2 separate regions of the Homo sapiens genome follow, and region 1 is linked to region 2. A link is an interaction called in ENCODE POLR2A ChIA-PET data of the cell type or tissue named here. Cell type or tissue: OCI-LY7. All regions are shown on one strand. Links, peaks and the distances in the headings refer to the core of each region. The heading gives the core; the rest is flanking DNA.

What was found. Peaks named below come from ENCODE experiments on the same cell type or tissue, not always from the same donor. Only the 100,000 strongest peaks of a DNase experiment are listed, where the experiment ranks them.
Region 1: POLR2A ChIA-PET joins it to region 2 with 6 read pairs; 2 of 35 experiments call an interaction of 5 or more read pairs at or near these places.

Annotation. Positions count from the first base shown.
Region 1 is chr10:88,829,305-88,840,109 of GRCh38, reverse strand. ANKRD22 (ankyrin repeat domain 22) reads left to right here. Exons shown (of 6, transcript NM_144590.3): 2 at 8,084-8,275. Among named protein-coding and RNA genes, the nearest start is that of ANKRD22, 17 kb to the left of the region's middle. RefSeq lists an enhancer at 4,011-4,160. In OCI-LY7, for the core only: no CTCF peak of the experiment used is centred there; a DNase peak (open chromatin) is centred at 6,199.
Region 2 is chr10:88,695,154-88,705,958 of GRCh38, reverse strand. It overlaps the pseudogene NAPGP1. Among named protein-coding and RNA genes, the nearest start is that of LIPK, 5.7 kb to the left of the region's middle. RefSeq lists an enhancer at 2,281-3,130. In OCI-LY7, for the core only: no CTCF peak of the experiment used is centred there; no DNase peak of the experiment used is centred there.

The sequences.
Region 1 (10,805 bases), core at 5,148-7,647, 130 kb before region 2:
TGTTCCATTATTCCAGAGTTTTGAATGCTCCTTAGCTAATGTGAGTTTAAAAGCTGCAATGTTACATTAAATTTTTACTTCCATTATGGGGGGCTTGTTTCTTTTACCTTTGCAGAGATTCTCAACCCTCACTGTGCATCAGAATCACCAGGGAAATTTAAAGAGCACTAATGCCCCAATCCTATTCTTACAGATTCTTATTTAACTGGTCAATAGTGGGGCCTGGGTCGTGTTTTAAACATTAAGTTGGTGCAAACATGATTGCAATATTTAGCCAAGGTTGAGAACCACTGAGGCGAAATATTGTCCTGGTCCTTACATGATCGATTACCTTCTAAACATCAACCCCTTTCCTAGCCTCACTTCCCAGCCAGATCGGATGAATCCATGTGTCAACCAACAAATGACTTTTATCCATGTTCTGGGTGCTTGACCTTATGGAAGCCTAACTTCAGGAGGGTTACAGTCTAGTTAAGGAGACTACATTTAACCCACTAGCTCATTTAAGGCCAATGAGCTGCTTGAGGTTCTGTATATTTCCTGCTGCAGGTAGGAAAGATGAAAGAGATTTCTTGGAGATGAACCATGAGATGGGCCTTGAAGAATAGATAGCACAATTTAAAAGATAAGGATGGCAAGCCAGTAGCCCAAACATAGAAGTGAGGAAATTGACCTGACCAGAGATGGGAGAGCTTGCAGAACAGCAGTGGTTTATACACAGTTGGCCCACTGAGGGGCACTTTAAAAACCAGGTAAAAGTCATAGATACCTCACTTTCTAGGAACTTGGGCACATTACACCCCATTTCAATACCAATTAGTGCAATTTAAAAAGATAAAACAAGATTATGTGAGAGAGAGAAAGTTCCTGGGCTGGGAGGCTGAGTGGTCAGGGAAGTCCTCTCTGAGGAGGTGATTCATGGGCTGATACTTGATCTGGCCTAGCAGGAAGCCCGCCATATAGGTCACATGCAAGTGTAAAGGCCAGAAGACAGAAATGAACCTGGAATGCCCCAGAAATCACCACAAAGTTGTGAGCAAAAGGGAGATTGATAGATGAGGCTGAAGAGAAAAGTTAGTCAGTGGGCCCTATCAATCCTGTGTCTTAGCTTTTCAGGTTGTCCAGAGCACGGCTCTAGGGAGCGCTGTTCACAGGTTAGCCCATGGGAACTCATGCACCCTGCTGGTAAATACTCCTTCTCTTCAATCTCCTCCTCGCCTACTAGTCTGTTTTCCTCTGTGCCTTCACTGAAATCTGGCTTTTCCTGGGCATTATGACACCTTCTCTTATGGTGGCTGCTGATTCAGTCTACTTCTTGGTCACCGTTGTTTTTTGACCATGGTTCAATTTCTTACTTGAAATCTCTGCTTATGGCCCTTTCTCTACATTCTCCCTTCTGTCCACTGTATTCCAGGGCCCACTTCCACCTCCCTGGAACACAAGTTCCCCTTTCTTTCTGTCCCCCGGGGTCATCCTCAGTGACCTCAACATCCATAAGCTTCATTCTCCCTTCTTGACCTGTGTTTCTACTCCAAATCAGATACCCAACAAGGCCACCCTTGACTTCTCATCCCTAGACAGAGTTTATCTGTAACATCTCTCTGATAACTTCTAAACTGGTTACTTTTCTAATAGACCACATGTACGAACTGTGCTCTGATCCTTCTCTGTGTTTCTATTTGCTTGTCTCTCTCTTTTTGCAAGTTCATTTGTCTTTATCTGGCTTACATATGATGCCCATTAAGACTGAATTTAATGGTAAACCACTCTCCTCTCATTTCTCTTGCCTGACAGACATGTTTCCTAATCCTTGCTCTTGCCCTCTTCACTTTCTGTACTCTTCCCTCATCTAGGTTTGCTGAAGAAAATCACAAACTCACATGGCAGGCTCAGTCAACTCTATCTTCTTACTGTGTTTCTACAACCTGGTTTTCAAAGCCATTTTATATTTTTATTCATTTCATGTAGACAGTTTTAATTACGATGGTCCAAAATCTTCCCCATCATGCTCAAAAGTCTCATCTACCCTTGTCTCAATCACATCTCCTGTCATTAATCCATTCATCTTTTTAAATGTCAATGCTATTTATTTAGTTATTGGATTAGTCTGTTCTCATGCTGCTAATAAAGATATACCCAAGACTGGGTAATTTATAAAGGAAGAAGTTTAATTGACTCACAATTCCTCATGGCTGAGAAGGCCTCACAATCTGGCAAAAGGCAAATGAGGAGCAAAGTCAATCATGGCAGCTGGCAAAAGAGAGCTTGTGTAGGGGAACTCCCCTGTATAAAACTATCAGATCTAGTGAGACTTATTCACTATCATGAGAACAGCATGGGAAAGACCCACCCCTATGATTCAATTACTTCCCACTGGGTCCCTCCCATGACATGTGGGAATTATAGGAGCTACAATTCAAGATGAGATTTGGGTGGAGACACAGCCAAACCATATTAGTTATCTAGATGTATCTATTTATTTATGACAAATATATAGTAGTATAATGAATGAAGATCAAACCTCTGACTTTCTGGCAAAAATTTCAGTCAGTCTAAACTTCTTTCCATCCATGTAGCTCTCTTTTCTCCCTTGCTTTGGCCTTAGAGCCAGAATTTTCCTTCTATGTAGGAGACTAATGTTTCCATCTTAATGCTCTCTATCCTATCATCTCTTCACTCTCTTTGATCAATTATCTACCCTCTCATAACCACTCCTGTCCATCTTCATTGGCTCCTTATGCTTTAATAATTATAAGAGTAGCTAACATTAATTGAGGGTTTACTGTGACTCAGATCTGAGCTAAGTGCTTCATCTGCACAGTTACATTTAATTCTTTCTGAAACTTATAAAGAAGGCATGATTATCAAAAGCAGAAGGAAACTTAGCATGAAGAGTCTAGGTAACTTGTCCAAATAACATAGCTGTTAAGTCGCAGAGTTGAGATTGGAACCCAGAGAGTTTGTTTCCAGAGCCTGGATTTGTAACCACTTGATGACACCACTTTGCCTACAAACGTGTGGAACGTTGGCTGGACACTGCTACCCCCCTCTTTGAAGTCTCTAGCTTTCCCTAACAGCTTTTTCACTGCCAAACTGACTACAATTCCTCTCCAATTGCATCCTCTAATTCTTCATAGACAATGTGCTCAGGCCTCTGTATTCTTCCTTCAGCCCCATCACTGTATGAAAATTGGCCTCTGCATGGCTGCTAATGATCACATTCAATGATCTTTGTCTTCCTTCTTGAAACTTTCACTTCTTTGCCTTTGAGTCTTAACGTTTTTCTGTTTCTTCTGCAGACTCTCTGATGACACTTCTTATCTCTTGGTGGATATTGCTGATTCTAGGTCAGGTTGGAGAAGGAGTCTGGATGTATAACCAGTATAACCAGCAAGTCAGTGCCACAAGTGGACAGATCAATATCCCGAATACAGACTGTAGCTTAATTTTGGACACAAATATCAAATGCGAAGTCTTGTAGCCAGAAGACATTTTGAAGGCTGATTTTTAAGACTAAAGTGATTGGAGATAGAATGTACGCATTCTGCAGTCATTCCCCTTGATTTGACTCTTGGCCATGCCAGTTGTGAACTATGTCACTTTGGGCAAGGAAAACAATTTCCCTTAGTTTCATCTGTGCAAAACAGGTATATTAATACTACTTTAGAGGGTTGTTGTGAGGATTAATATAGAATAACTGAGCTACTCAATAACTGTTAGCTCATCTTATAATTTCTTCCTTCTCTTATTTACTCACTAAGTACATATTGAATGCCTACCATGTGCCAGGCACTATGTTATGGGGGTACAATGATGAATCAGTACAGACAAAATGTAGCCTCATGTAGTCACAGTGCCCTTATATAGCTTACAGTCTAGCTGGGGAGATGGCTGTTAATAACACACATACCTTTATTTAGATCAAGGGTGTGGATAAGACAGTGGTAGGAGATGAAGTTGTAAAAACGGCATATGGAACACGTGAGATTGAAAGAATTGTGTGCAATAGTCTTGGTGAGAATGATGAAGATCTGAAGCAGTACTTTAGCAGTGAGGATGGACAGAAGGGTTCTGAGACTATTAGGGGATAGAGTTATTATAATAATTTCCCAAGTGTGTTTCTTCTACACCCAGGGTGCCCCCAAATTACAGAGCTTAAGGGGTTAAAAGGGGTTTATGATAGCTTTTCCAGCAACCCAAATGGACAACCTCTTCTCTTTTTCATACCTGGCTTGTGAACCAGCACTTTCTATTGGACTTCCCTTCTGCCCGCTGTCAGTGCTTTTCTTACGCTGCGCTGCCCCCTAGTGGAAACCGCAAGTTCATAACAGCATGGAGTCTTCAGCGTTAGTGCGACTCTCACATTAAATTATAGTCATGCACCACATGATGTCACGATCAGCAATGAACAGCATATACAGCAGTGTTCCTATAAGATTATAATGGAGCTGCCCTATACAGGTGTACCATTTTATCTTTTACGCTATATTTTTACTGTATATTTTTATATGTTCACCTATGTTTAGATGCACAAATACTTACAATTGTGTTACAACTGCCTATAGTATTCTGTACAGTAACATGCTGTATAGGTTTTTAGCCTAGAAGCCACAGGCTATACCATATTAGTAATAGGCTCTACCATCTAGGTTTGTGTAAGTAAACTCTGTGATGTTCCCACAATGACAAAATCACCTAACAACACATTTCTCAGAACGTATCCCTGTTGTGAAGTGAAGTATGACTGTACTTGTGCATCTCAGCCGAGAAGGAAGACACTTAGCTTCCTGGTAACTCTGTGTCTTGGATCTAGGAAGCCTAAGAAAGACTAAAGATAGGGTTAGTATTTTACATAATATTGCTCAAATGGGGTTGAGAAAGCCCTCAAAAGCACTGAGTGACTCTTGCAGAACAACTCCCCATCTTTTCCTCTTCTTCTTTTTAGTTAGCTCTTAGTAAAGACTTTGAGAAGCCTAAGCAGAGAGCTCCTGGAGGTCTATGTTACCAGGCAGGTAACATAGATGAGTGAAGAGAACCAGTGTAATGTGATGGCGAGTGGTGGGGACTGTGGAGAATTGGAGTCACTGCCACTAAGCACCAGTTATTTGGTATCCTACAGGAATATGGGCCCAGTGTTAGCAAAACTTTCTCTTTTTTTTCTTTCTTTTTTTTTCTTTTTTTGAGGCAGAGTTTCGCTGTGTCGCCCAGGCTGGAATGAAGTGGCGCGATTTCGGCTCACTGCCGAATCAAGCGATTCTCCTGTCTCAGCCTCCAGAGTAGCTGGGATTATAGGCACCAGACACCATGCCCTGCTAATTTTTTTATTTTTGTATTTTTAATAGGGATGGGGTTTCTCCATGTTGGCCAGGCTGATCTCGAACTCCTGACCTCAGGTGATCCACCCACCTCGGCCTCCCAAAGTGCTAGGATTACAGGCGTAAGCCATCGCGCCCAGCCAAAACTTTCCATTTTTAAAGAGAAGCTGGAAAGCCAGATTAATACATGAAATATTCTAGTTTTTTAAATGTTGTTAAGTTATTTAAATATTTGAGAAAAGAGAAAAAGAGCTCTAAAGCCACTTGTTTCCAAGCTATTCATGGTAGACCACCAATTTCCAAATGCTTGATGAGTAGTGCTCACTGCTAATCACTCCATTATTAAATTTTCACTAGTTTATGGTAAAATCTTTTAAAAGGACAATAAAATGAATTTTTCTATAAAGCTAACTAAATCTACCCAATATAAAGAACTGCTTTCCCCCTGGTGATTATATTCTTACATATTTTGTTAAAATACCCTTCATTTATCTTTGTATTTGTTAAAATATCTTTTATGAAATAATAGTATTGTTTTAAATACATTTAATTGAAAAATTAAGAGTTGGTGACTTAACACTGTCTTGTTGCATTTAGTTTTGTTTTACTTATTTTTGAACTCCAAATGACTGGGCATTGCTGCTAGGACAATGGCAAGTCACTGAAGGTTTTATTTAAGCACTATTGTGTTGACATAACCCTGGACTCCAGCAGTGATGTGGAAGATTTGTTGGTTGAGACTAGAGTCCCAGAAATAATCGAATATGAAAACCCAAGGGAACTTCTGCCTTACTCCTTCATTTAATGACTGAGGACACTGAGATACAGTAGGGAAGTGAATTGTCCACAGTCACCGGGGGAGGTAGTAACAGAGCCACAATTACATCCTGTTTTTCTGACATGAGACAAGTGTTTCAACTGCCCCAGTCCTTTCTGCATCAGCCACACAGTATGCTGAGACACTGAAGTGCCCAACTGTTGGAAAGCTTAGTAAAGGGAAGACTTCAGGATAACAGAATAGGTGATTTGTGAAATTGTGCATTTCTAGTGAAACTTAAAGCCCATGTATCATGTTCATTTCATTTTTAAGGTACAGAAGTTTGCCTTTAATTGCTGCTGAGTTAATTTTCTGTTAGGATGTTTCTTTCATGAGTAGGCCTTTAGGTTTAAGAGTATAACATAGTTCACTTATTGTGATATTTGGCTATGTTAGAACCTCAGTTTATTAGCAAATACACCCACTTGACTTTCCCCTTGATACGTCCCAGTTTCCACAGGTGCTTATGTACCTACCCATACCAAAAAATTTTTTTCTTGTCATTTACTCTGTGTATGTGTGTCTCTGTCCTATTTCCCCACTTGACAGATACATTTTACATGGATAAGATAACATATTTTATTCTCTGGTACCTGTGACTGGCACACAGCAGGGATTTGACTTGATTATTAAAGAATGACAATTGCAATAATGATAACTTTCATACACTAAGCACCATCCATATGCCAGGTATTACTCTAAATGCTTTTTAAAAGACATCATCTGAAGATTAGTCTAAAAATATTCAGTGTTTGCCTCCCATGTGCTGAGTGCTGTGTTGAATGCTGGAGAAATAGCAGTAAATAAAATGGGGTTTACGGCCTGAACTTCAGTGCCTTCCTTCTCAGCACTGCCTCAAACCTCTCCTGATTCATGCTAGCCCTAAATACATGATTGTACATAATTAAGAAAAGAATTACAGTATGTCAGTTGCTGTGAGGGAGAGATACTGAATGTTGGGAGTAAGAAAAGACTTCTTGGATAAAATGAAAATTAAATTATGACATGAAGGGTGAGCTAGGTGTTATTCAGAAGAAAGGCAGGTGGTGTGTTTTATGCAGAGAGAGTATTCAGGGCAGAAGCCCAGATGGAAGGTACCAAACATGGTTTGGTTCAACCAAACTTTGAAGAACAGAAGTCGAGAAAGGCTGGAGCAGAGGAGGGAAAGAGGACAAGATCATGCTACCTGAAGTCTTGCTATTAAACTCCCATGGTGCCTTGTGAAGCTCTGTATAATGCTTTTTATAAACAGCATCTAATCAAGTGTAGTTAACCATATAATTTGTATATTATTTGCCTAAAAAACTGTCTTTTCTGCTCTGTTGAGCTCCTTGAATACAGGGTGCTATGTAGGTCTTATTTCATCACTAGTACTGCCCTAAACTCCTCCCCATATGCTTGTTTTCTATTTTATCTTTAGTAAAGATAAAGATAAAGACATTTTATCTTTAGTAAAGATAAAGATAAAGACATTTTGTCTTTACTAAAGATAAAGATATTTTATCTTTAGTAAAGATAAAGATAAAGGTATTTTGTCTTTAGTAAAGATAAAGATAAAGGTATTTTGTCTTTAGTAAAGATAAAGATAAAGGTATTTTATCTTTAGTAAAGAAAATGAATGCTTTTCCGACAGGCCCACCTACCTGTAAGCACTATACATAGTTTCCTTACTGAGTTGAATTTGTAGTATTTCATTTATTTATTCATCCATTTGATGGACATAAGTGTGTGCCAAGAAAACTTAGGAAAATGTAGGAGGTTCCTCATGGGCTAATTCTTGATCTAGACTTAAAGCTAGGCATAACTGAGACCAAAAAATCTCACCTGCAAAGCAATATATTACAATTTTAAAACATTTAAATTTTAATGTATTGGGTTATGACTTTTTTTTCGTTTTTGTGGTTTAATTATGCCAGTATTTCAAAACCTGCTTTTGTTTTTCCCGACCCAGCCCATCTGCCAAGCAGCCTATCAGAATGACTTTGGACAAGTGTGGCGGTGGGTGAAAGAAGACAGCAGCTATGCCAACGTTCAAGATGGCTTTAATGGAGACACGCCCCTGATCTGTGCTTGCAGGCGAGGGCATGTGAGAATCGTTTCCTTCCTTTTAAGAAGAAATGCTAATGTCAACCTCAAAAACCAGGTGAGGTCATGACATGAATGGAGAGTGTAATTGTTCATGATAATTCTTTTCTCTTTGAATCACTAGAAGTGGTGCATGTCATTTTTTAAATTGCTTGCAGCTCCTAATACGAACAATTATCTTAGCCTACTTTAGAAAGACTGACACATACCAAGGACATTTTATTAGGCTAAACAGCAAAATAAAACATAGTTCAATCAGCAGGCATAATTTGTGATAAATTATGTCTTTTTACCTCTGGTTCACTTATTTGGCTGGATAGAGCTTCTTTCTTTTCCTTCTTCCTCTCTTCATCCTCCTCTTTCTTCCTCTCCCCTCTTTCTCATTACTAACACAGAAGCAATGGCAAAGATTTCTTGGAAAAGAAATGCTGTTTCATTAGTTAGATTTTTACCTGCTATATTAATGTCCTGATCTCCAGAGGATCCTATAGTGTTCTTGTAGAATGAAAGAGTACTATTGAGAAATTTACCAAGGACAAATAAGCTCATGAGCCAGAGGTTACTTGAAGTCACACAAAAAGGTGTAAAGAATATATTTAAAGATGCAATATTAGCTACTTTGGAGCCTTCAGGACCAAGAAAGAGAAGAATATGTGTGTATTGCTGTGAAAATCCTTGTGGAGCCCTTTCTGAACATCTAGCATTTGCATCGTAGTGAAGGCAATATTTAAATTACACTGAATAAATATTAAGCCATTTTTTTGCAATCATTATGACTGTCCTGTACCCACTTATATGCATTCAAGGCGAGAAAACACTGGAAATCCCCCCTTGCCCCTTCTAAGTCATTTGGAGACTAGCTCATCAGGAGTAACAATGTATTATCAGAAAATTGATCATTACTGGACTTTTTTATTTATGCTTACTATTTTTGGTTTGGTTGCGATTAAAAGCAAGTCATGCCTGTGCTGAATGGAACAGATATGCAACATCGTGGACTATAATAGGATCTCTGTAGATCACTGCTGTGAAACCAGATATGTGGAGTTGCAGTGAGTGGTAGTGCCAGAAGACAGATGTCTGTGGGTTCCTGCGCTCTTTTAAGAGGTGCGCTCGTTAGGAAACTGAGGGAGGAGACGTTAGCCCATGGGCAAGGCTGAGGAGACACTTTTATCTCCGCTTTGCAGAAGAGGAGGGCCTCAGCCAGCCTGCTGGGATTTTCTGGTATCATAAAAACCATGAAAAAGACTTTAGTGGATACATTAGATTAATAGATTTTATCAGTAGAAGTTTTTGGTTTGCATTTTCCACTTTCAAATGTTTCTAATGTTAGCATTTAATATTTTTATTTTCTCCAAATATTAATATTTGTACATTAATAATTTGAACCTGTGATTTCTCATGTCTGAAATCTGTTTATAAATTATTTCCAGAAACACTAAACAAACAAACACCTTAAAAACAAACAAACAAACAAAAAGCTCTGCTGGAGATTCAGAAGCACAAGCCTATGGATTCTATTGATAGCAAATTAAATTAAAACATAAAGATCCTTGTTTTTGTCTGTCAAACTGACCAAGATTAAAAAAGAAAACAAATGTTGATCAGAAAGTTTAAGTTATTATTGTCTTATTAGAACACAATTTGATAGCGCAATATGAAAAGCATTAATACTTTTTATGCCAGGAATTCTATTTTTAGAAATGTAGGCAAAGGACAAATTTGGAAATGTTGACAAAAATTTATGAATGAGCAGGTTCAGGCAATATTATTTATAAAAATGAAAAGTTTAAAACTTGAAACGGGCCATGTGCAGTGGCTCATGTCTGGAATCCCAGCATTTTGGGAGGCCAAGGTGGAAGGATAGTTTGAGACCAGGAGTTCAAGACCTGCCTAGGCAACATAGCAAGACCCCCGCATCTCTACACAAAATAATAATAAGTAAAAAATTATCCAGGTGTGGTGGCACATGTTTGTAGTCCCAGCTACTTTGGAGGCTGAAGTTGAAGGATCGCTTGAGACCAGGAAGTCAAGGCTGCAGTGAGCTAGGATTGTGCCACTGCACTCCCGCCTAGGTGGCAAAGCAAGATCCTGTCTCACAGAAAAACAAAAACAAAAACAAAACCCTCAAAAACCATGAAATGTTCAAAAGGCAGGGCTTAGCTAAATACATCAGAGTAGTTCCACTCAATACTAAGCCATGCAGCCATTACAATCATATGTTTAAAAATATTGAATTGCATGGAAAAATGTACATATTCTAAATATACGTTTCTGAACTGAAAAAAGCAAGATATGATATTGCATATGCAATATCATTCTACATTTCAAAATTCCACATTTATGCATTTAAGAAGACTGGAAGAAAATACAACAAAATGTCAACAGTTAACTCTGGACCATTTAATATAATAATGGGCAATTTAAAATTCTATCGTTATGTTCCTCTCTAGTTTCTAAAATTTTTTTACAGAAAATATAAATGCCTTCATATTAGAAAAACAAAAAGTGTTCTTATTTAGGTACAGTGCCTTGCATAAGTGGAAACTAACCTCCTTTCTTTCTCTTGGGCTCCCTCTCCTCTTACT
Region 2 (10,805 bases), core at 3,596-6,095:
AAATGACCCCAGTCATACGAGCATCTCTGTAAAATGCCACATCCTCCTGCCTCATCCAGCTGCATCACTTCTAATGCTACCACATTGTCAATTATTGCTTTGGCTTTTCTGAATTTCTTTTACCTTGGTATGTAAATTGGGCATTAGAATTGGTAGGAAATAGTATATCCAATTCTTTCAAGATCTCTAGCTAGCTAAAGGCAAATAAACAAAAACAAAACTGGCTTTTTTTTTCTACTCTCCAACCAATCTCTTTCTTGCCATGTAAGCTGTCTTGTGTCTGCACTCCATGAAAGTTTGAAATCAGATAATCTGGAATTCCAGAACTGCATAGAGCTCTATTTTCAGTAGTGGGCATTTATATTATCGAAAATTACAAGGGTAATTACAAGTCCAGTTTGGGTAAATTAAAACAACCAAATTTCTAAAATGATCTCAAAACTAATATTTTCCATGCTTCAAAGTAATCTGAAGAGGAAGAGTATTCCTGAATTATTTCCTGAATTTTCATCATTGGTTCAGACATGTCTATATACACGCAGAGCATAGGAAAGAATTGCAAACACACTTGTATCAGAACGTGCATTTTAGTCAGGTAGGACTTAGTGGCATGAGGTTAGTTTAAATACCTTCAAGTTTCTTTGGATTGTGTCAGTTACTAATTAGGTTCCATTAGAGTCAGTTTGATTGGAAATTGTAGTTGGAATTGGCTTTGCTTCCATTACTATAATAGTTTCAACCACTTAATTATTTACAGATTTACTTGATTTATGAGAAACGTTTTATATTCTTATATTTTTAATGTATAATTCCACTTAAAATGTAGTACATTCTACTGGCATGCCAATTTGAGTCTCTGAAATAAAACATAGCAACTGGAAAGATAGTTCATGTTTTGGCAATATACAAACTGCTGGAATCTAGTCTATGCTAGCAAATACAAACATTTCTATACTAGAAAACACAGATATTCTTGGGGAAAAAAGAAAAGAAACGATGGAATTTTCAATTATTACATAGTTGATCTTGAACTATTTTGCCAAACATTTTCTGCAATGCATTCCTACCCACAGGAAATCCAAATCATTGTAGTTTGGGGCACTTTTACACTGAATGGGTTATTCATCCATATAAGGACCCTTTACTGCTTTGTTTATTCTTTTATAAATTTTATTTAATTTATTTTGACCTTTGTCCCTGATCCCTACTTTCATTCAATCTCTAGTTTATCCTAAAGAGTGACCATATCACTGTAAAGTATATAGCATATATGAGATTTTCATATATTATTTTATTATAAATCTCATTGTTTCCTACTTTTCTTACTGTACATTATGCCTGTGAACTGGATTGTCTCCATAATTTGTGGGGCCCAGTGCCAAATTTTAAATATGGGACTTCTTATGAATAATAATTTAAAGATGATGACAACAAAGTGTCTAAGTGTGAGGGCCTTCTAACCACACCTTCTAATCCTCTAGAGTTGCATATTTCACACATCTATAAAGCAGGCCTGGCTTGTGAGAATCCAACATGTTGCATTAAGCATATGTTGTTTGTTACTTCTTACTGTAAAACCTCCACCTTTAAACTGTCCTATTCCCCAATGACCGATAATTTCATTCCCTTAAATTCTGCACCATTAAATATGTCAGCATTTATATGCCCCACGATGGAATAGTGTGCATGCCATACATCTAGGAATGAGAATTTTTTGGTCATAGGTCATATGGTTGATCAATTTTACTATATATTTCCGGATTATTCCAGAAATAGGCTATGCACTTCCATCAACAGTGCTGAGTATTCATTTCCCACTCAGTTTGCTAGTCTATTTCTGTCAATCTGTCATTTCTCTTTTCTTTTTCGTTTTTTTTTTTTTTTTTTTTTAACGTAGTTTTGCTCTGTGGCCCAGGCTGGAGTGCAGTGGTGCGATCTCAGCTCACTGCAACCTCTGCCTCCGGGACTCAAGTGACTCTTCTGCCTCAGCCTCCCAAGTAGCTGGGACTACAGGTGTGCACCACCATGCCCGGCTAATTTTTCTGTTTGGTAGAGACAGGGTTTCACTATGTTGGCCAGGCTGGTCTCAAACTCCTAACCTCAAGTGATCCACCTGCCTTGGCCTCCCAAAGTTCTGGGATTACAGGCATGAGCCACCACGCCTAGCCATTTCTCTTTTCATTTATGATTTAATTCATTGAACAGAAATCCATCTCTGTTTACACACATACTTGTATAGTAATATTTATGATTTTAGGGTCTTTAAAAAATTATTTCTCCAATCCCAGGACACAAAATAAAGGGGCTTTCCCTTCTCCTGTCTTGGTAGTGGCTTTAGGGCCCTGCAGAAGGGTAGGGCCCATCTTCTCTTTCACTCCCTCTCCTTGCCTTATCATGCGGAAGTAGGTGTTTTTCCATGAAACACTTCATCTCCTACTTCCATCAAGGCTTCTAACACCCCCAAGGTATGTGGGCGGATCAAGAGAAAGAACCTTGCCCTCTAACTGACTCATGCTGCCCATACTGCATGGCCAGGATGTTTACCCAGCTGCTTGTATTCCAGGTGTTAGGGAGGTCTTATAGAGAATGCATCTTTTAGAATGGAGCTGAGCTGAGTCTGTAATCTACACACATTTTAAAATTTGTGCCTTTAGGTCTGAACCAGGAATTTATTGTTTTCTTAAGGAGATTAAATTCCTTGGTATTTGCATAACAACTACTCTTGTTTTGGTTAATTACTTTGGAGTACCATCCCCTGAGGTTTGCATTTTTTGTGAGACTGTTGGTAGGGACCTAGGCTATCTGTATCTGAGGTTTAAAATCTCGAATTTAGGGTATGTGATTCTTCAATGGTGTGCAATGAGGACCTTTTGTAAGTGCACCTATGTATGTGGACCTGGTATTTTGAATGGCTGGAGTATATTAGAGCTTATGAGTCAGAGGGAAACAAGGCCCACAGACAAGACAAACATCAAAACTTACTCCCTTTGCTAATGACTGTAGCAATTCATTAAGGCGTGTGGATTTTCCTAGGAAGGGGGTGGTAAATTGGAAAACAACTGAGGAAGGTATTACAGTATGTTTTTACCCTAAGATGTCCTCATTTGTAAAATGTACCATTGTATTACATACTCCTAGACAAGAAAAGCAATGTCAGTTATATTTTTAAGACATCATCAATTTTAAGGAGCATTCTGAGTAGAGATACAAAAATGTAAAACAAAAATGCACTTTGAAATCAATGAAAGGTAGTTTATTCTAATCCAAGGACTGTTAACTCTTCGTAATGATTTATTTTATGATTCAGATGAGTTAAAACACTCACATGCTTTGGCTTTTGATAAAGTGAAATTACCTAGGATTTTGCAAGGCCCAAAGATCTCTTCTTCAAATTTTGTAGGGGCTTTAAGAGGCCACAGCTACTGGGAAAAGGGTCTTGAGACAGGTTATCTGTTAACTCTAATTGTTACCCAAACTTTGCACAGTAGGTGTATAATCTCCATTTTACAGGTATGGAAACTGAAATTCATAGAAATTATAACATGCTTAGAGAACCTGCAGATGAAGTCTAAATAATATAATGTATAGCCCTTCATTGAGACCTTTAATTCATAGAGCACCAAATGCCTGGTTGCCGTACTATGTAGATACTTGATATTTTGTTGTAGGTCTCATAGTCCAAATGGCTACCTGTACATGTTTTGGAATGTAGAAATTATATTCCCATTATTGTATAATAAGAAATACAATTTATAACTTAGTCCAAATAAAGTTTCTAAGTCAATATTATTCGTTCATGTTATTATCCAATAAGCTACATGTGTAAACAGGGTATAAATCTGTTCCTCCTATAAAATGGAAGGAGGCAAAATAAAATTCCTCCTCCTCTCAAAATATTTTCTCCACAGACTGGTTGTCTATAATGCCTGTCTTTAAGAATTCATATTTTAAAAGAAAAAATATCTAGGAAAATAGAAGAATTAATACATATGTTCAAGAGATAATTCTTTGGATAAATACTAACAATTATAACAGAAAAAGTAATATACAAGATTCAGACTAAGAAAAGGAATTTAATTCTTTGTGCAGAGATAATTTGAAAACAAATTTAAGAGAATGCTTTAAGACAGTGTGTTAGCATTTTTCAAAGTGCCTAACTTAGAAAAATATTTGTACAAAAGAATGAATTAAACAGCAACATATTCTTGAACAAAAAAGTTTAAAAAAACTACTTTGTGCTCTTAGAGATTCTTAATGCATATCAGCTTTACAAACGCTCTGGATGAAATGGAAGGCTTTATTGGGAAATAATAAATGATCAACATTAACTCCAGAGGTCATAAAAAAAACCTGAAGAAATCATTGAGTTTAAAAGACAATAAAACATCTCTTCATGAAAAATTCATGCTTAAAGGGGTTATAGATTATAGTTCTATCAAGTCATCAAGGAATAGACAATTCTTATGCTATCTAATCTATTACAGGGGGATTTAAAAATGAAATTTTCTAATGCACCTGACAGGCTAGAATAATCCTGATATTAAAAAATTTAGAAGGTTAGAAACAACTACAGACCATGCTTACTTATAAATTGTGATGCATTATTGCTAAGTATTAGCAAATATAATCCACCAAGTAGGGCTCATTCTAGCTGTGCAAAGGTAGAATAATATAATGAAATCTTCCAATATAAAATGCGTTTTAATGCCAAGACTTTAGAACACAATAAAGGTTGGTTAAGATTTGTGGGTAGGCCGGGTGTGGTGGCTCATGCCTATAGTCCCAGCACTTTGGAAGGCCAAAATGGGAGAACTGCTTGAGTCCACGTGTTCAAGATTAGCCTGGGCAATATAGCAAGACCTCCATTTCTACCAAAAAAAAAAAAGATACAAAAAAAGAAAGTTATCTAGGCTTGGAGTGGTGGTGCATGGCATGGTGGTGCATGTCTGTAACCTCAGCTATTCAAGAGGCTAAAGTGGGAGGATTGCATAAACCCAGGAGTTGGAGGCTATAGTGAACTATGATGGTGCCACTGCATTACAGGATAAGTAATAGAGTGAGGTCTGTCTCTGGCTTTTTTTTTAATTTGGGGAATTAATAACTAAAAATTAGAGTATTAGCATTCAAACCGTGGCTACAATGAAGTATGGAATACTCTTAAACAAATTCCAAGTCCCTGAAACGCCATGTGATACTTTTTCTGTTATCTATGTATTATTTATTTATTTGCAAAGCAAAATACTAGCATAGTCCTGAATATTTGTCTTCCTTAACAGCAGCCATGGAGGTGATGCCACCAGCCATGACTGGTGTTGCTAATTTTCCCCCATTTTCCTCCTCCTCTTTTCCTTCTGTTTCTCCTCTTTTTTCTTCTAACTCTTCTTTTTCCTCCTCCTCTTCTTCTTCTCTCCAACTCCTCTTCTTCCTCTTATTCCTTCTTCTTAATTTTTTTTACTATGGTAAAATACACACAACATAAAATAAATCATTTTAACCCCCTTTAAGTGTACACTTAATGTGTCATTAAGTACATTCATGTGGCTGTGCAAACCATTCCTGATGATTTATTGATGTCCCATTCTGGAACCCCTAAACTCAGGCTGGGGCTAGCATAATCATTGCCAATATGCTTGAAAAGTGGAGAGTTGCAGACCTCTGAAATGCAGCTTGGTCTTGCTGGGCAAACCCTTCTGGGAGCTGATCCAGTACAGCTCAGCCATCACCTCCATGGACTCCTGCTATGCCGGAGCTCTCCTGCCACCACTGTCCCAGCTGCATAGTCATTACTGTGTAAGTGAAATAAGACTTGAGCGACTCTTTTCTTATAACCAGTTGAATAATTCTCCATTTCCTTAAAAATATTTTTCTTTCTGAATAGAAAGTGCTCCCCCATCAATCCTGCATCTTTACACTAGCAGTCCTGAAGCTTTTCCTAAGTGTTCAACTGCCTGTTGAGGCATTGCACATTTTCAAACACATTGCTGTTTATTGATACAATTGTACAGCCTTTTCTGGATCTACATTTTCTATGAGCTTTCCAGCTTGCTCCACCACTTCTGAGGTTGCTGGGTCAGGGGTGCTGTTTTCTCGATACATCACGCAGACTGGTTGTTTCTGCATCTCCTTCAACATCATGCCAGCTTGCTTGGAAGCCCTGCTTTTCCACATTCAAAAAAGGCACCGTCACAGTCTGGCTTCCATTTTGAAAAGGTAGTTTGCAGGTATTTATCTGCTTTGCCAAGGGACTCCAGCCCCTTATTTCTCTTTTGCACTACCATGTCCACATGGGCCTGCATGGTGGATGAGAAAGCCTATTTCTTTTGGGCCCTGACCAGCTGACCAGTAAGAGTTCTGGTCAGCTATTCATAGGATTTTCATTTCAGACATCATCAGTTTACTTATTCATGGTCTCTCTCCCTTATTTGAATATAAGCTCTATGTCAACTTTTCAATCACTGTGTCCCATGCCTGGCACATCACATGAAGATAAAAAGGTATGCAGGGAGAAGGGGTACAGAGTTTCCAAGCCCTCCCTTGTGCCCCAGTCTCTAGGAACGTCCAGATATTCAGCTATATAGAAGCTCCAAGATCCTGTCTCTTAAAAAAATTTTTTTTAAATGAAAGATTTGTGGGTAAAGGATGAATTATTTTTTGGATAACATTAGAAAATTGACTAAATATTTGAAACAAAATAAAGCTAAATACCCCATTTGAAATACCAAAGAATTTACAAGTAAATTAAGGATTTAAATATCAAACAGAACAATATCAAAACCCAAAGAAAATGTAGGTACATATTTTTATATTAGAATGAGAAAAGGCTTTCTAAATATGATACCTAAGGCAGAATTCATGACAATAAATCATTAATAGATTAAACTATATAAAACTTTCAATAGTTTTACAATTCCATAAGTGTCATAAGAACACTTCAAAAGCAATGAATTCAGTTGATAATTATATTAAATTTTCACTTATTCCCCTCTTTGTCTGTATCTCTTCAGTTGCTCCATGAAATTTCCTCATAGAATTATGGAATTTTAGAGCTCCTGGGGTCCTTAGAGATTATGTATTCATATTGCTTTATTTAAAGGAAGCTTGCACTTTAAGAAATTAAGATTGACTGAAGGTTTGTAGCAGAACTAAGGTTAGAACTGATTTCCTGCCCAGTATTAATTTTACTACATTACTGTGTTCTTTAACCAAAAGTCATAAAGAACATTGCATTTGTATAGGTACACACATATATATATAACTGTGAACACATACACACTCAAATACGCAGATTATTCTTGAGTTGAAGTTTGGGAAAAAGCACCTAGATTTGAATTTTGACTCAGTTGCTTACAAAGTAGTTGAGCTTTTGGAAGCTTCTCTGGCAATTTTTGAAATAAAAACAATTATGGTAATTGTAGTGATGTAGCTACCATTTATTGAACATCAACTATGGGCCAGGCACTGAGCTAAGGATTTGACCTATATGTTTTAGTCCTTAGTACAAGCCTACAAAGTATGAATAGTTGCCCTCACTTATAAATGAAGAACCCGTGCTTGGAGAGATTAAGCACTTTATTTAAAGTCACTCATCCAGGTCAGGGAGGAAACTGCTCTTGCTCTTTCCACAGTAGGTTTTCATTTGTAAAATGTAGACAAAATGTGAATGCGATGATGCATACAATGTGCTTAACACAGTGCATGATGTTTAGTAGATATTAAATAAATATCAGTCCCCTTTCCTCTTTAGGCAAGATCTAGGTTACATATTTAACTATGGTAGGAAAAGATGACACGCTGAGTTGACAAGAAATGGGAGAGCGGTACTCTGGAAAGCCAATATCATGAAATCCTATATTTCTCCTTCCTTCTAGGTCCACTTCACTTGTCTGAGGGTTCATTGTGATTGGTGGCCACATTCTCTCACCGTTAGAGTCCCATGGAACCTGATAGTCACCAAAAGAAGCCCTAATCCAAGAGTCTTTCCTCTCCTGCCTAATCCTTCAGTAAGGCAGCTGCTGACACCTCCTCCACCTAATACATATTTCTTAAACTTCTCCTGTTGCCAAAATCCTTTTTTCCTACTCGGGCCCAGTAGCCGTCACTATCAGGGTCTTTGCTGCCTCTTTTGATAGTTGATTGAAGCCTTGTGAAGTGGAGGAAATGCTTCACGTGATGGTGTAGGAGTGTGTGTTTTCATTGGGGATTATAACTGAGACTGCAGTTGGAAAGGATATATGTTCCTGGAGTTTTCTGTTGTAGTTCTAGTGCAGATTTAGATTCCATTAATATGACATAGTAGTATATGATGATTTAAATAGACTTAGGTGAGATGATGTAGAAATTCAGCCATTGTATAGAGCAGTGCTACTCAAATTGTGGTCTGTGGACATAGCACCAGCAGCAGCAGGAGCTTGTTAAAATGCGATTTCCTTGGGTTGCACTACAAATACACTGAATCAGGGTCTCTGGACTTGGGTCTCTGTGTTTCACCAAGATCTCCAGGAGATTTCTGGGCATGGTAAAGTCTGAAAAGCTCTGACCTACAGCACCATTTTCATAGCAAAATGTGTTGCAAGTTTCAGAGTAGCAATTTAGAAGTTAACACATTTATAGACAACCCATTATTAAGTGCAGGCATGGCTGACTTTATGAAAATGAGTAGAGGGCTATTGACACTGTCTCCAAGGAGTACATCAGATAGTAAAACCTCTCTTTCCAGTGTCTTCCACCCTTAAGACCATGATTCATTTGTACATCCTTGGCCAACATAAGGTTCCCACACGCACCTGATTTGTGAGAACAGAAAAAGGTACACTTATGCAGAAAAGCTAAAGTTTGGCTGAAATTTTTAGAATTTAGGTTTATTCCTGCCCCAACACGCTACTTCGGCAATCGTATTTTCACTTATATGTTGCCTGTATTCAGAAGGACAGACTGTTGATAAGGTTAATAAAAATACACATTCTTATGTATGTTGTGCTCTATTTTCAGCTTAGCTCAATTAACCCACTCTCAAGTGCCACTTCCTACCCAAACCTGACTGACCAAAGGCAAAGTTCAGATCTATAGGATTGCGTATTCCAAAAGCTTTTGGCACGGTTTTTTGCACATAGTAGATTGAGTGCTAATTGATTAATAGAGGTGATTTTTTTTCGTTTTCAAGGAAATGCTTGAGTTTTGTTTTAGAAAACAAATTGTTCTGTATTTTTAAAAAAACTCCTAGAGGTAATAAAAATATTAAAATGATTCTATGAAAAAAATTTAACCCAATAGCCTTGTTTTGCTTCAGTGCAACTTAACATTGCTTTTCTCTCCAATCCTGAGGGTGACATATTATCAGTAAGGGTGGGTACAGCTCTGATATGGTTTGGTTCTGTGTCCCCACCCAAACCTCATGTCGAATTGTAAGCCCATGTGTTGGAGGAGAGACCAACCTGGTGGGAGGTTATTGAATCATGGGGGCAGACTTTCCCCTTGCTGTTCTCATGATAGTCAGTGAGTTCTCATGAGATCTGGTTGTTTGAAAGTGTGTAGCACTTCTCCCTTTGCTCTCTGTCTCTCTCCTGCTGCCGTGTGAAGATATGCCTTGCTTCCCTTTCACCTGCCATGACTCTAAGTTTCCTGAGGCCTCCCCAGCCATGTGGAACTGTGAGCCCATTAAACCTTTTCCTCACAAATTACCCAGTCTCGGATATTCTTTATAGCAGTGTGAGAACTAATACAGGCTCTCTTCTAGAAGATGTATCAGAATCTCTGAGGGTGATATGAATACAGTTTGAATAAACCCACTGATAATTATGAAACTCCTCTGTTGATAGTCACAGTTATAAACAAGCAATAACTAGCTAGGATATATGCTAAAAAATGTACTTTATGTTAGCAACGATATTACAAAATCTCTAGAAATACCTTGAATAAAAAATGAGGGTGACCTATATGTAGAAAACAGCACAGTTTTACTGAGGGACATAGATTAAAAAAAAAGTAAGCCATTCAATGTTTTGAAGGAGTATGAGCTTTGAAAATTGTTCAACTCTTAAATTATTAAAAAGGCTTAATGCAATTTCAATTAAAATTCTGGTGAATTTTTTTCAAACTTGTTGAAAACATAATTTTCTTGAGAAGAAAACGGCAAAAATATTTAAGAATATTGATTTAAAGCAGAATAACAAGATAGGACTTAACCAAGTACACACACACACACACACACACACACAGACACACACAAATTTACTATATATATACACACCCAACTATCAATTTACTTACCCTATATATATATTCTCTATATATATATCCTATATATATTATAGATATATATAGTAGATATATAGAGATATACAGATATATATACCATATATATATATAGTAAGTATATATATTTACCCTATATATATAAATCTGTAGTAAGTGGATATATATATATCTACTTACCATACATATATATATATATGGTAAATATATATACTTACTATATATATAGGGTAAGTAGATAAATAGATAGGGTAAGTAGATAGATAAATACACTTACTATATATATATGTATACACACACACATACACATACACACACATGCTTACCCAACTATTTTTTATATATATATTTATGTATATATATATATACATAAATATATATGTATATGTAATAAATATATATGTATATATATATTACATATATATATACAATATATAATATATATAAAATATATATAATATTTTATATATATATTTATGTATATATGGTAAGTAGATAGATATAAAATATATATGTGTGTGTGTATATATATAGTAAGTGTATTTATCTATCTA